Linked DNA regions of Mus musculus: region 2 is linked to region 1. Evidence: chromatin contacts called from ENCODE Hi-C or POLR2A ChIA-PET data. All regions are on one chromosome and are shown on one strand. Each heading gives the region's core, a stretch centred on a gene start or an enhancer-like site at or near the end of the contact. The rest is flanking DNA. Distances are from core to core; before and after follow the strand shown.

Evidence for each region. Hi-C counts contacts between places; a loop is a spot of excess contacts on that map. ChIA-PET counts read pairs that join two places held with the same protein, here RNA polymerase II (POLR2A).
Region 2: a map of Patski shows a loop between it and region 1 (2.4-fold over the local background). The contact joins the enhancer-like site here to the promoter of Maml3 in region 1. A Hi-C loop is called at or near these places in 1 of 37 maps with a recorded cell type or tissue (Patski). POLR2A ChIA-PET finds 5 or more read pairs at or near these places in 1 of 5 experiments (Patski).

Annotation. Positions count from the first base shown.
Region 1 is chr3:52,100,673-52,108,125 of GRCm38, reverse strand. Maml3 (mastermind like transcriptional coactivator 3) reads left to right here and starts at 3,120. Exons shown (of 5, transcript NM_001004176.2): 1 at 3,120-4,447. The coding sequence starts at 3,983.
Region 2 is chr3:51,939,210-51,946,662 of GRCm38, reverse strand. All of the region lies in intron 1 of Maml3 (mastermind like transcriptional coactivator 3), which reads left to right. Among named protein-coding and RNA genes, the nearest start is that of Maml3, 160 kb to the left of the region's middle. Within about 2 kb of position 4,787, at least 1 of the 3 ENCODE cell types and tissues checked has a DNase peak (open chromatin) inside an H3K27ac peak, as active enhancers do.

The DNA.
Region 1 (7,453 bases), core at 1,871-4,370:
AAACTGGTCTCCCAAACAGAGGGATGCAAATTTCCATGTACTTTCAGTTTCCTCTTAAGATAGATGAGAAAATTAACTTATGGGAACTCATAATGCTGCAATTATTATTGTTGTTCTCTCAACATGGGAAATTCTCCATGAAAAAAAAAATTAAAGTCTGAGTTTCAAGAAGAAATAGAATGAATAGCCATGTCTCGAAGCCAGAGACCCTGCAGTTCAGTCCCTCCAACTTCCTGCCTGGGTAAATGAAGGTGCAGTCTTGACTTGGTTATGTAGGTGTGAGGATTAGAGCATGCTTGCTATCACAGCCTTCTCTCTGCAGGGAAGCTGTGGGTATAGACTTCCTTGTGAGACTGTCAGAAAGGCGACTTGCTCATCTCTTTTTAAACATACATACATACATACACACACACACATATCAATCAAATGGTTACTTCTGTATGTAACTTTCTTGGTTTAGTTTTCTTTTTAAAAGGATTTATTTCTTGCTATTTCGCCTGCATGTATGTGCGCTGCATGTGTGCCTGGCGACTGTGAGGCCAGAGGAGGCTGCCAGATCCTCGGGAGCTGGGATTCTAGGCTGTTGTAAACTACCATGCGGATCCTGGGAACCAAGGTACTCTGCTGGTGTTTTGAGCCAGCTCTTCTGCCCCTCAGATTAGTTTTCTGGCTGTCACTGAGGAGCACTAATGATTCGGGAGTTTGTACATCGATTAGATGGATTTCAAAAAAGGAAGGCAACTTTAACAAGAGACCCTCTCCTATTAGGTTTTCCCTCTTATAGCCTTTCACCAAGATAAATAATTTGTTCCCCCTTTTCAAAGCCAAATAATTCAGTGGGTATTAAAGATACAGCTCACCATATAGACCCAATTAAATGAAGAGAACTATAGCTACAGATATCTGATACTATGAGGTTAGAAACAGCATCGCTACTAAACAGTAAAGCCAAGAAATGAAGAGGCTTCTTCATGACTAATGCATAAGTGCTCCTTAAGCAGGAAGGTAAATTACTCAAAACAGCTTCAGGAAGTCCCTGAAACTGACCAGATTCACTAGGCTCCTCTCAGCCAGAGTAAATGATAGAAGCTAAGAGTTGCTCTCAGACTTGGGAAAGAAACTGTTAAAAAAAAAAAAAAAAAAAAAACCCAACTCACAAAAACAAAAACACTCAGACAAGCCAAGCTGCAAAGAAGACTGGGATCAGATCAGCTACTCAGAAGCTGCAGAAACCAGCCAAGCTACCTGGAAGAGGTTTAGGTCAACTGAGGCACCTCCAGGAAAGGACCCAGTCCAGCCTGTTGAGTTGCCTGTAGGCTGTGCAGTGTGCTCCGGGTTTCCAGCTCTTGTGAGCTGTCCCCAGGCTGTGGTGGGCTGTGGTGAGGCAGCTGTCTTTGAGTAATTTCTGCTCCAGTAAGGAACCCCTCACCCATATTCCTGTAAGTAACACCAATGAAACTCATTGGTTCTTTAAGTTGGACCTTTGATGGCATCTGTTCTCTGGTCTGTGGTGGGTTCTCTGTCTGGAATGAGTAGGTGTGTGTATCGCACCTCCCCGGGAAAAGTTTTGTCATACAAAAAACAAGGCCCAGCCTTCTTTTATTCCTGGGTACTTTAGAAAACAGGGCTGTGTTTTTACCCCCTCCCCCCCCCAAATCCATTCAAAAAGCCGTTTCATGAACACCCCACCATCGAGGTCTGTAGCCCAGGGACCCCAGAAGTGCTAGCAATTTCTGCCTTTTCATTTTTGCAGACGTCTCTGGGCAATGGTGTAAGACTGAGCCAAGGGTGTTTGAACTTTCTTGTCAGATGTTCTACTCAGTGTCTGGGTAGATAATGTGTGATAATAATTAACAAAACCTGAGATTACTTCTCTGCAGCTACTCCATTTCAATCGTGCTATTGTGAATGTGAATCCATTGAAATAAAAAAATATATCTAGTGGTAAGCTAAGCCTGCCCCCCACACACTTTTTGGCTTGTTTTTGTTTTGGTCACAACAAACTGTGAAATGCTGTGTTTTTTTTTTCTTTCTTTCTTTCTATAGTTCTAAAGCATGAAATCTGCAATCTTTCCACTTGATTTAGGCAGGACCCTTAATTGCTGCCGTCATTAGCACCTAGTGTTCAAAACAGTCTGTTTAAATGTACTGTTAGTCTCACCTCCAAGTCCCTGCTTGCTTGGTTTTATTTTTTTTCAAGGATAAATAAAACAATAATCGTCATAATAACCACAGTCGTTATGTACAGAGAAATAAATAATATCCCAAGGTTTTGTTTTGTTTTGACTGCTTAGTTCTGTTCATTGAGGAATGGGTACTTTGATGAAATTTCCAGGAGGTAAAGGTGACTGACTGCCCCAGATCTTGACAACCTTGGTTCAAACTCAAGTACCCACCTTAGAGGACTCCACAAAGCTGTCTTCTGACTTCTAAGCGTGCGTGGGGTGTGGCACTAGGCACTTCTTCCCAATAAACAAATAAACGTAAGGAAAAAAAATTATTTGAGTTAAAGAGGGTCCTAGAGTTTGAGCAAGAGTTCACTAGCAGGGTCTTCTCTGGGCCTTGAAAACAAGCCACTCGTTTGCCTATTTCATTTCACATGGGTGGGGATGACAGCTGCTGGGAAGCTGCACTGTTTCTGCCTGGTCATGCACATTTCTGCAATATAATGCATAAATGTATAACAACAACTTGGGCTCGCTGGATACCTCGCTGGGCAGAAGGAAACACAGCCAGCCTGGCGCGTCCCCGCGCACTCGCGCGCGCGCACACACACATACACGCGCGCCGCGCGCTCACTTACACACACACACACACACACACACACACACACACACACACACACACACACACACACACACGGGTCAAAAGGTGATCCACTCCTAAGATTCCCCCCAATCTTTGTTTTCCCCCCTCTTCCTGGCAGGTCGGGGCTTCCCAGCCTGGGGAGCAGCTGGATTGGGGAAGGGGAGGGGGTGGGGGGGCAAGGGAGGCGGGAGTCAGGTCGGTGCGCGCCGCGCCCGCTCCCGCCAGGGGAGAGTCCGGGCCGGGTTTTGCACCGGGTCCCCGGGCTTGTCTCACGGCCTCCAGCCGCCGCCGCTGCCGTGTTTACTGAGCTCGCGCGTCCTGATATCACTCCGCTGGCATGGAGGAGGAGGAGGAGGTGGAGGAGCGCGAGGAGGAGGAGGAGGCGGCGGCGGCGGCGAGCAGTTGATCATTGTGATGGTGGCGGAGGCGGCGGCGGCAGCGGCAGCCTGGCCGAGCATTAGTGGCTGCTCTCCGCGCGGCGTTTCGCAAAGGACTCCAGCGATCTACTTTTGCAGTCGCCTCGGACTGTCCATGTGTTTACTTGCCCAGCCCGAGGACTCGATGTCTAGGCTCCTGTGAAATGCAACTGAGCAGCCAAAGTACTTTGAGAACACGGGGCGGCATAAACACCAAAACTTTTTTGTGGAAGGAAAATGCAATAAGCAAGCTCGCCGTTTTCCGATGCGGCGTGGAGTGAGTGTGTGTCGCGCGTGTCCGCACTGGAGGCACACGCTCGTGTGTGTACATGGGGTGTGTTTTTCGGTACGTAGGGAGAAAATGCTTGCCAACCACCGGAAACCTCCTGGAATTTATTAGAAAATAATGGATTATTAAAAGGAGGCAGGCGAGGAGCGGATCTCCCCTTGAGTTGCAAGCCGATCTGCTGCCGGCTCAGTTTGTTGGGATTCTATTTGTTGATAGGTGTCTGATGGTATTCTGATAACACCCCCTTTTTTTCTCCCCTCGATCTTTACAGTTTTTTTAAGGAAAAAAAACACCCCAAAATCTCTTCCCCCTTTTTTCACCCCGTGGGGATCGCTGTTTTTTCATCCATGTGCTTGCGTCTCCCCCGCGTTCCACTTAAACTATTTTAATCCTTGGACCCAAGGAGAAGGCTGATAGGGGGTGGATTAAAAAAAAAAGTTCTTCCAAAATAGTGTGCCCCGGGAGCAGGATGGGGGATTTCGCAGCCCCCGCTGCCGCCGCGAATGGTAGTAGTATCTGCATCAACAGCAGCCTGAGCAGCAGCCTCGGCGGGGCCGGGATCGGCGTGAATACTCCCAATAGCACTCCGGTTGCTCCGAGTGGCAATCACCCCGCTGCCGGCGGCTGCGGCGGCTCCGGGGGCCCCGGCGGCAGCTCGGCGGCCGTCCCCAAGCACAGCACGGTAGTCGAGCGGCTCCGCCAGCGCATCGAGGGCTGCCGGCGGCACCACGTCAACTGCGAGAACAGGTATCAGCAGGCTCAGGTGGAGCAGCTGGAGCTGGAGCGCCGGGACACCGTGAGCCTCTATCAGAGGACCCTGGAGCAGAGAGCCAAGAAATCGGGCGCCGGCAGCGGCAAGCAGCAGCACCCGAGTAAAACCCAGCAAGATGCGGAGGCTGCCTCAGCCGAGCAGAGGAACCATACGCTGATCATGGTGAGGGCTCACTGGGGTGCGCGTTGGGGTCGGGGGCGTGGAGTTCCTGGCTTGGGGGCTGTGAGGGTCTGATTTGCACCGAGGGATGAGGTGGGATGGAGACGAAGGGTTAACGTCAACTTTTCTCAGGGTAAACGCTTTCGCCGCCGCCGCTACCTGTTAATCTGTCAGGGTTGTCAGATTTGGGGAGGAAGGGATGAGAGGGAGAGAAGCCAGTCACGACTCCAAGGGGAGGAGGGAGCTTTAGTGCCAGAGTGAGGTGCAGGAAAAGTTTCCCCCTCCTTGTCTTAGAAATCGATGCGAACCAGAGTGAACCCAGGAGTAGAAACCACGCTGCTCCTCTCCGCGCCCCGCCTTCACCTTTCTCTGTACCACCGCGCCTCCCCAGATAGGTCCCCTTTCGCCCACCCCTCTCATCACATCCGCCGGGTGCAGGGAGAAATTGATGCTGTCGCACATTCTGAGTGGGCGCCAGGCCCTGAACCCTTAGGAGGGGAAGGAAGAGTCCCTGACTTCCTCTCCTTTGGGCTTGGGAAAGTCTGAGAGTTTTGTGAATGAACTTTGAAGTGGGTGAGAAGCGAGTGAGGGTGGCTGCGCGCGCGTACTCGTGGGGGCGCGCGCGGATGCCGGGCGCGCGAGCGCTGCGCTCGTCGCTCTAGACCCGCGGCTGTGGCAGGGCAGGTGGGGCAGCTGCGAGGGGGTCGAGAAGGAGGCGGGGGCGCAGGGGAGCCAGAGCTGTGCTCTGACCCTGCCTTAAGGCTTAGGCTTGCTCCCTATCCTCTTCTCCAACTTGCCCCCACCTCGCACTTCACCAACTTTCCGGCGACGGGTAACGAGCCCGGAGGAGTGGAGGAAAGCAGGGAGGAGAAAGGCTTAAATGGCCGGGTGGGTGGGTTCGCGGGAGGATGCGCAGCCAATGGCTTAAGTGCTAGGAGGAGGAAGGGGCCGATCCCACCCCTAACCCCGAGGGTGGAATCCTTTCTCTTATCTCCTCTCTAGGGTTCTCTAGCTTTCTTCTCTGGGAGAGGAGGAGGGGGGAGGCCGGAAGCTTGGGAAAGGTGTGTGCACTCCCTCCCCCACCGTGTCGCTAGGTTCGGGGCCCCGGTAATAGCTTTCTCCACGGAGCGCGCTCGCTCTCCCCACCGTGCCTTCACCGGCTGCACGGAACCCGGTGCCGGCCGCCCTCTCCCGAGTGCTTTCTGTTGCGACGCGCACGTTCCGGATCTCGGAGCGCCAGGGGTGGTGCCAGTGTCGCCGGGCGCTCGGGAGGGCGGGCGGTGACAAAGAGCCGGTGTGGGGGAGGGGAAGGCCTCAGAGCTGGCTCGCTCCCGCCCCCCACCCCGCACGTGAAGAGGAACAATTTGTTTATCTTGGGCTTCAAGAATCCTTCCCTCCTCTCTGCTCTCCTTGGCCCCTCCTCCCTGCCCTCCCTCTTCAGTGCGCTCCCGCCCAGTCCCGCCGGCAGCGCCCTCCTCCTCCCCTCTCTCCCTCGCGTGCTTCCCTCTCCACCCCCCACCCCCCCCCCCCGGGCCCTCCTTCCCCTCCCTTTTGGAACGCGGCCGTGGGGGAGGGAGCGGGAGGCGCTTTGTCCGCCTGGCGGCCCTGCGCAGTCCCCGGGACCGCCCAGTGCCTCCGGCCCTGCCCCCTCCGCCGCCCCAGGCCACCAGCGCGGTGGGAGGAAGAACCCGGGTCCCAGAGTCTTCTAGGGAGCTTCTGTCTTAAAAAACAGGAAGCTCTAAACCACGCACACACTGGCTTTTTCCTGATTGTACCCTGAGCTGGGACGAGATCGGGGTCTTGACTGTAGCTGGGGGACCTAGGTGTCATCTGTGTCTCTCGCAGTCCCCTAGTCCCCCTCCCTGCCCTCACTCTCAGTCATGGGAGATAGCGAACCTGAGGCTGTAGTAGAATAAGCCAGGCATCAAGGATTCCATTCTTGCCCGCCCCTCAACCCCCTTTAATGTTCACACACCTTCTGTTCCCAATTGCATCAAAATGGACTTTTTGCGTGAGATCCAAAATTCCCGTCTTCTGATACAGTTTACGACCTTTGGGGATGGATGCTGGGGGCGGGGTACTGAACGACTGTGGAACAAAAGCCACTATCTTTTTTTAGAGACCTGGTTCGAAGGCAAAAGGAGTAGAGTCAGGAGCCAAAAAGTTTTTTCTCTGGGCTCTGTACTCCCTTAACCACCTTTAGGTTGTGGAAGGAAGACAGGGGTGGGGGGCGCCTCTGTGCTAAGACACCCGCAGGTACAGCCAGCCTGTATTCTGAGAATTCCTAGGAGGGAGCTCGCCCAAGACAGTGGTTAACTTCAAAATGAAAATATAATGCTTATTTGAATAGATGAAGACAACAGCTATAAATTTCTCAATGAATTCTACTTCGGCAAGTTAATAACAAACTTGAAAAACGATTGCCTGAAAATCAATTTTTTTCTACCAGTTTTCAATAATTTAGCTTATTGACTTATAGAAATACCAAACCCGTGTGCAAAACAGTATATTCTAGCTTCTGCCGAATCACAGGCACCTCACAGATGCCAGTGTGAAGAATGTGTGACGCGTGGGATGAAAATAAACCGTTTCAATCCTAAGCAAAGACGTGTGTGTAGAGTCTGTGTACAGAGACAGAAATTAACATAGCCATCCTTTATGGGTTACATTTTCCTGGAAAATAATTAGTTTCAGAATTCACATCCGCCTCTGGGATGGAAGACTACTTTAAGCTTATCCTATGTATGAGATTAAAAAAAAAAAACTTCAAGATGGGTTACTAAGAAAATGTTCCTCTTCATTTTCTTGAATTGACTGCTGGATTATAGTGGTACTCTGTTGGGGCACAAAGCAATTAAATTTAGTTCTCAGATTGGACTCACTATTTGGAAAGCCCTAAAGAAAAACGGTGATCAGCCACAGCCAAACAACAGTGATGATAAAAATAAAATCGAAAAGGATTCTTTTCTGTTTTATTGCTATTGTTCACCTTCTTAGGACCAATATGTC
Region 2 (7,453 bases), core at 3,538-6,037, 160 kb after region 1:
CTTTCAATTCTAGAGGTCAAAGTTGAAGATCAAGGCCAGAATCCAGTGTCCGGTGAGTCTCTGCTTCCATACCGCAGGGATGTCAGTTAGCAATGGTTTCTCATGAAGGGGAGTAGACTGCTCTCTGGACGATCTGTAAGGGCACTAACCCCATTCATGAGACTCCACTCTCCTAAGCTAATCAGCTCCCACTGTTAGACTCCACCGATGCCTGAGCAAGGGAGTACAAGTGTTCAGACTTGACTCTTAGGCTGCCTTGCATTGTTTTCTAAGAGGGCTCGTTCCACTTGAAGGCTGGAGATAGATATTTATAAAACAAATAGATTATATAATATGGTGGAATATATTAAATAAAAATAAAGCGGGATGAGACAGGTGGGGGGTGTCTGTCTGTCTGTATAAAGTATAGTCTGAAATTTTCAATATGGTTATGGCTCACTGGTAGAGCACGAGCCTAGCATGGATGAGACTGGATTCTACCTCTACTCCTGCAAGTAAAAAGGACCTCCCAGCAAATATAGGATGGGGTAGCAGAACACAGAGTGCATTAACCATGCTTGCTATTTGAGGATGGGACTCAGGAGGCTAGTATGGGAGAGAAGTGTTGGGGACAGGAGGAGTCGGTGATATAGAGCTTTATAGCACTGGCAAGTTTTGTAGCAATCTCTCTCTCTGAGAGAGCTGAGATACAGCTGTGCAGCCTGAGAATGGGGTGATCTGATTTACAGGTTAAAAGGACTGCCATCCATGGCTTCCCCTACTTAAAGCCACCACTTGACAACATGTAACCCTTTCAGCCACAGAGTGGATTACAAACTTGACTTAGCTGGTCCTGCTCAAGATCATTTCAGTCTTGCTGAACAAGTCCTCTGCATCCCGAGGGAAGAGTGACCCCCTCCCCTTCCCCTCCAGCTCCACTCCCAAGGCCAAGTTGAAGTTTTTGCTTTTCCAAGACTCCTTTGCCACACCCTGTGGCCGATTTCTCTCTGTTCAGACTTCTGATTGCATTGATTATTTGTAGGCTACATTTGAATTTGACTGTTACACTGTAGCAGTCTTCCTAAGCAGGCATGTAAGTATCAGTTAAAAGCTCTATAGGGACAGAGGAGATAGATCTGTGCATAACTTGCTTGGCATACAATATGAGAATCTGAGTTCCAATTCCCAGAAACCAATCGAAGGCAGACAGAGGAGTGTATGTCTGTAATCCCAGTTTTCCTACAGCAACAGGAAGAGGTGGGGAAAGTGGTTGGTGGGAGTGGGTAGAGGCAGAATTCTCCCAAAGCTCACATGTCAACTGACCAGGCCCATACAGTGGTGAACAAGAGACTCTGACTCTGTCTCAAACAAGGCAATGTAGAAGACTGATATCCAATGTTGTCCTCTGGCCACACATGGGGCATGGTAAGTGAACGCCCAGGAAAATGCATGCATGCGTGCACTAATGCACACATGCATGCACTAATGCACACATGCACAGCGTTTTTAAAAAGCGGTGCTTACCTGGAAGGACCCAGGAATCATCTACTTTGACTCCTTCATTTTACAAGTGGGAAAACTGAGTCAAGTCATGGACATTACTTAGCTACTTTTCTGTGTTTGTACTTTTTCTCAATGACATTAGAAGGCCATAAAGAGATGAAACTCTATCTTATATTCTTCAGGATCCCCTGCGATTGTAGTTAACATGGTATGTAAGTGACAGATACTTATTAAGTTCAACTAAATGTAAAAGAAAACTAAATTTTTTTGGTTAGTGCATTTTCTTTTATTTTTTCTTTTTGTTTTTGCTTTTCTTGGTTTGGTTAGGTTTTGGTTTATTGAGAGAGGGCCTCTTTATGTAACAATCTTGTAACTTACTATATTGAACATTCTGGTCTCCAACTCAGAGATCAGCCTGCCTCTGTCTCCCAAGTGCTGGGATTAAAGGCATTCACCACAGTGCCTGGCTGGCTAGTTCATTTTCATAAGAACAGGTATGCCTTTAATACATCAACAACACTTTGAACTCATAAATATTCTGGATGCAGAAAGCCATGGAAAATACTTCTATGTGAATTGGCCTTAGGCTTGTGGAATCTGCTTGTAACTGTGAATAGGAGAATGAAGAATGTCGCTTCTCTAGTCTACCCTTCATAAAAATAATAAAATGATAATTCCGTGTTCGTACATCTGTATCTATTGTTGCTCTTGCTTCAGTAGGATATATCAAAGCAATTGGGATTCAAAATAAATGACATTTCCCCTCCATTTTTGCCCACAAGTGAATGACTCTCATGGCAGGAGTCACCTTTTCCGAGTTGTTTCTTTGGAAAATTAGTAGTTTTGATTCGAGGCACGAACTTGGGATGTTCACAGATGTTGTTGGCCACGCCCCCCCCATTTCTGGAGCTCCAGTTATTGTGTCCTCATAATCTCTGACCCAGCAACACAGCTCTAACTAAGAGGGACGCCCTGTCTCTATCCCAGGAATACTTGCTAAACAAAACAGAGACTTCCAAAAGTCTCTGGTCTAAGACATGAACTTACTACCCCGAACCTTTACAGTTTAGATCCAACCAGACAAATCAATAATACATTTTCCAGTGTTTTAATCCTTGCCAATAAACCGAGCACTGTTTTGAGCTTGGCTCCTGCAATGACCAAAGCCACAGACAGGAGTATGGAAAGTGAATTCCATTTGTCTTGGCTGTGCGTGTTCTGCGGCCAGAGCAAAGCTCCTGGGGTTTGAAATGACTCGTTGGAGGAATCCTGCTTGCTTGGGAACACATGCACTCATAAAGGCCAGTGTGAACGGCCCAGGGTCTGGCCTGATGACTAAGCCAGCTCACTTAGCTGACAGTGGTGTGATTGCAGCAGTTTTAAGAAAGGCAAAATATCCAAAGAGCCAAGTAACTTGACTTACGGTGCACACTAGACTCTTCCTCTGATTAGTCATATGACAGATGAGAACTCGTGGCAACAAATCCTGACGGAAACCGAAAAGGCTGAGTGAATTCATCAGACACAGACTGACTGGAAGATAGTCCAGATAGTGTGTTTATCTGAAAGATAAAATGAAATAGCTTATATTTGGGCTACAGATTCTAGGAAATCTCTTCCCTTTTGTGGCATGTCTATGTCTAAACCCTAGATTCCCCTTGAGAAGTGTCAAAAACTTTGCACGTGTATTTTCATACTTCAGATATAAAGCATGAGTCAAATTTGGTGACCGTGGGGCTTGTTGAACGGACCTATATAGGAAGCAAATCACAGCTGTGAACTGCTAGAAACTGCTTTTTCATGAGGTCTGTAAACTTGTTCCAAAGCCATTTTTGTGATGCGCTAGCTCACAAGCCTTTTGAGCAATGGGCTGGACATCATTTTGTCATAAACCTTAGTGTGTTCTCAGTGTGGCTGCAAGGAAAGGACCATTTTTGTTTGGTTGTTGTTGTTGTTGTTCCCAAATGGATCCCTGGTGCTTGCAGATGTCACAGTTTGTGTATTTGAAGACACCCAAAACAAGCTGCTGAGTTGGCTCAGTGGGTGAAGGGCAACCTTCCACCAAAACCAATGACTTAAGTTGGATCCCTGGAACCTACAAGGTACACAGAGAAAATCGACTCCTACAACACACAATAAATGAATAAATAAATAAAATATAATAAAAAGTCTAAGAACACCTTCCCCCAAAGCCATGCATGGTGATATATACTTGTTATCCTGGGATTAGGGATGGAGGGACAGGCAGATCCCTGGAGATCACTGGCCAGGCATTCTAACTGCTTGGTAAGTTCCAAGCCAGTGAGAGACTCTCAACAAACAAGGCAGGTGGCTTCTAGGGAACAACATTTGAGGTTGACTGCTGGCCTCTTTATACATGTGCACCAATACATGCTAGTGCACACATGCAAGCTATGCAAACAACCCGACAAAAACTCCAAATGTCTGGGATCAAAGGAATTTGCAGCTTTTTCAATGGAGAAATTTGTATTTTAAATTTATAAGCTGCCATGGGTTACCAAATAAACGAGCCAAGCCCACGGCCAATCACCTATTGCCAAAGGGTTGTTCTATTGCTCTTTCCAAGTCAGGGTGACACCATTTTCATGGTGTGATAAAACACATGGCATCTTCATGAGAAATGGCTTCCACAAAGACAGCCAATTTCTAGCTGTGGAGAGAGAACAAGAACGGGAGGAAAGCTAAGCCAATAGGGGAAGTATTTTCTTGACAAAAAGCAAAAGAAAACAGCTAGCAGATTAGAGGTAGAGGCTCAGTTTAGACTATGAATAAGTTTGTCGTGTAGAAATGAGAGAATAAAAACTTTACCCAGTGCTTTGAAGGGGGAAACCCTTTCTCTAGAAGAGAAGTCAGCAAAAGCTGATGAGACCTCTCCCACACACACTCATATGCTTGTGAAATATGTGGCACATTGTGTGTCCCTGCACTATTTTGTAGAGGCAAGGCTTGGCAGGATTTCACTCTAGCCAATATGTCCTTGAACTCACGGTGATCCTCCTGCCTCAGCCTTCTGAGTGCTGGAATTTCGGACAGGAGCCGCCATTCTTGCCTTGTGGCATGGTTATTTTCGAATTTGGGTGATTCATGAATCCTGGAGTTTCACTCCGTGGGTGTTTTGTTGTATTTGTTTCCTTAGCAACAGCATCAAACACAGTGCTCCCTGCACATCTATGAGCAGAAAGGCTGTTGTACTGGTACTGGCATCTGCCGGGTTAGGATGCGGAGCATCTTAGAGTACTGGTCGTTCAGTTTACAGTCCCCAGGGAGGTGGCTGCTGGAGAGAGGCCCAGTGGACTGGTGTGGATTCATAGCCACAGCTCTGTGGGAAGTGTCAGTTCTGAGAGAACACTGAAAAGGGCACCCAGGCTTAAAGGATTGCTTCTTTAAAAACTCTAAAGGAGCATTGGTTTATGAAGATATTAGGAAGCCAGTTCCAAGCTCCCTAAAATATAGAGATTATATTCCAATGCCGCATAGCCTGAGTCAGACAGAATCTGATTAACAATGATAATAAGTGTCTGATTAACAATAATAATAAGCCTACAGCTTAGACTTTTTGTTTGCTCATCTGTGATCTGGGGACATGTCATATGTACATCTATCTAGAAACTTAAAAAGGTTAAAATAGCCAAGCAATATCTGGACTATTGGAAATGGAGTTGTAGTTACAAAGGCCCAGGCCCAGGTCATAAGGTACTTGTAATAGAAAGGAGACCTGGAAGTTCAGTGGAATTTTCTGTAATGAAGGTATGTATTGGAGGCACGTGGAACCCAGAGAACAGACCCAGCTCTGCCTCAAGTTCGCCGGGCTCAGAGATTCCTCCTGGACCATAGTCTTCCCATTGCTGGAGAAAGAAAATCATGTGAAGTTTCTGAGTTTAAGTGACCTGTCATATGCCACCTAAGCTGCCTGAGCATCTCTCAGCTGCCCTGCTGCTCTGCTCCATGTTTCTCAGAAGCCCTGAGCAGTTCTTCACTGACTGCACAGTAGTCCCAGAGCCCACACCACCTCGATTCTCCCATCGATCATACAGCATCCCTCCCCAGCTGCTCTCTGCGTCCCTCCACTCTCCTGCCTTCTAACTGCGCACATAGCTCTTTCTTGCTTACTTTCTTCTCCCTCTCTAAAATCCAACTCATTTCATTCAGAACCTATCTCAAATACCCTCTTCCATGAAGCCTGCTTGGATTCTCCCGGTTCAACTTAATTATGCATTCTATATACTTCACAGTATCTATTTGGAGCTTCTCTGATAACATGTATTCTGCTACCATTATAGTTAGTGTTTGTAGATGCCCTTATTTATTTGCAGGCAAACTCTATTTCTCTTAATTCACCATCCTCTCAAACAACAACAACAACAACAACAACAATCAACCTTGGGCCAGTGAGATGTTTCAGAGGGTGAAAATGCTTCTAATCTGAGGACCTCAGTTCAACCCCTGGGCCCCAAATGATGACAGAAGAAAACTGACTTCTATAAGTTCTTCTTGAACCTCCACATGGGTACTGTGACATGCTCCCATATGCACACACAGAGTAAATAAATAAAAGTATGTCTTAGTTAGGGTTTCCATTGCCATGAAGAGGCACCATGACCAAGGCAACTTCTTATTATAAATGAATTAGGGCTGCCTTGCAGTTTCAGACGTTTAGTCTATGATTGTCATGGCAGGAGATATTTCAGCATCCAGGCAGATGTGGGTCTGGAGGAGCTGAGAGTTCTACATCTTGATCCAAAAGCATCCAGGAGAAGACTGGCATCTCAGGTAGCTAGGATGAAGCTGTCATTGCTCACCCCTGCAGTGACATACTTCTTCCAACAAGGCCACACTTCCTAATAGTGCCACTCCTTGGCCAACCATATTCAAACCACCACAAAAAAAGTGTCTCAAATACTGTGGAGTGTTGTCCCTGGTCTAATGATGCTAGTGGGTTTTTAAATTCGATTCCTTCCTACTTTCTTCAAGATCACATACTCCAATTTGCTCCCAGCACACATCCCTCCATAATTTGTTTAGCTTGGAATGCGTCTTTGTGAGCCAGAGGTGCACAATGGCTAGTGTTGTCATGACTCCCAACACTTAGGCTGACTGAAGACTGAGGAGGAATGTTACATGGAGTGTGCTCTCTGTAGAGTCTACAATGGACCGTATGAATATTTGAAGCGGATTCCGGAAGCCATTTCCTTTGAGGGAGGGTAAGTTGAAATGTAAGAAGCGAAGATTAAGGAGTATTAACATAAAAATCTGTATTGCGGCTTCTTTTACATAAATGTGTTACCATTGTCAGAAGTGACCATTGTTAGACAGCTTTTTAGGGGCCTACGTTTTAATGCCCAGATGAAAAGTTTGTTATGAATTATTGAAATGTGGAATTCCACATGCTTATAAAGGCCCGTGACAAAGAACGCTGAAAGAAGATTGTGTGTGTTCGGGGTTTTTTTGTTTTGTTTTGTCTTGTTTTTCAAGTATAGTGTTCTGATGCAAAGGTGTCAGAAAACAAAAGGGAGTCGGGAGTAAAAAGGAGAGGGACTGGTCCAGGTTTCAGCATTTTAATACTCTGTCTCTGTCTCTGTCTCTGTCTCTCTCTCTCTCTCTCTCACACACACACACACACACACACACACACACACACCTGATGGGCCTAGCATTTTCATTTTCTGGCAGGTTCTGGAAGGTCTGGAATTGAGAGGAGGACGTGAGTCTTCCCCCCCTCTACACTCACAGAGCATTTTTATCTCCCGGTGTATTCAGGGCCCTTGTTTATCATGATCTGAGCTGCCAACCTCTGGGACATCACAAGAGACTTCCCATTGACCTGCATATCAGCCTCGCTCTGTAACTCAGGCCTCCTCACCCTCTCTATGAGCAGCCAGCTGCTTTCTTCTTCTTTCTCTTTCTGCCTTGTTCTCCCTCGCCTCCACCCCACCTCTTACTTGGCCTCTTC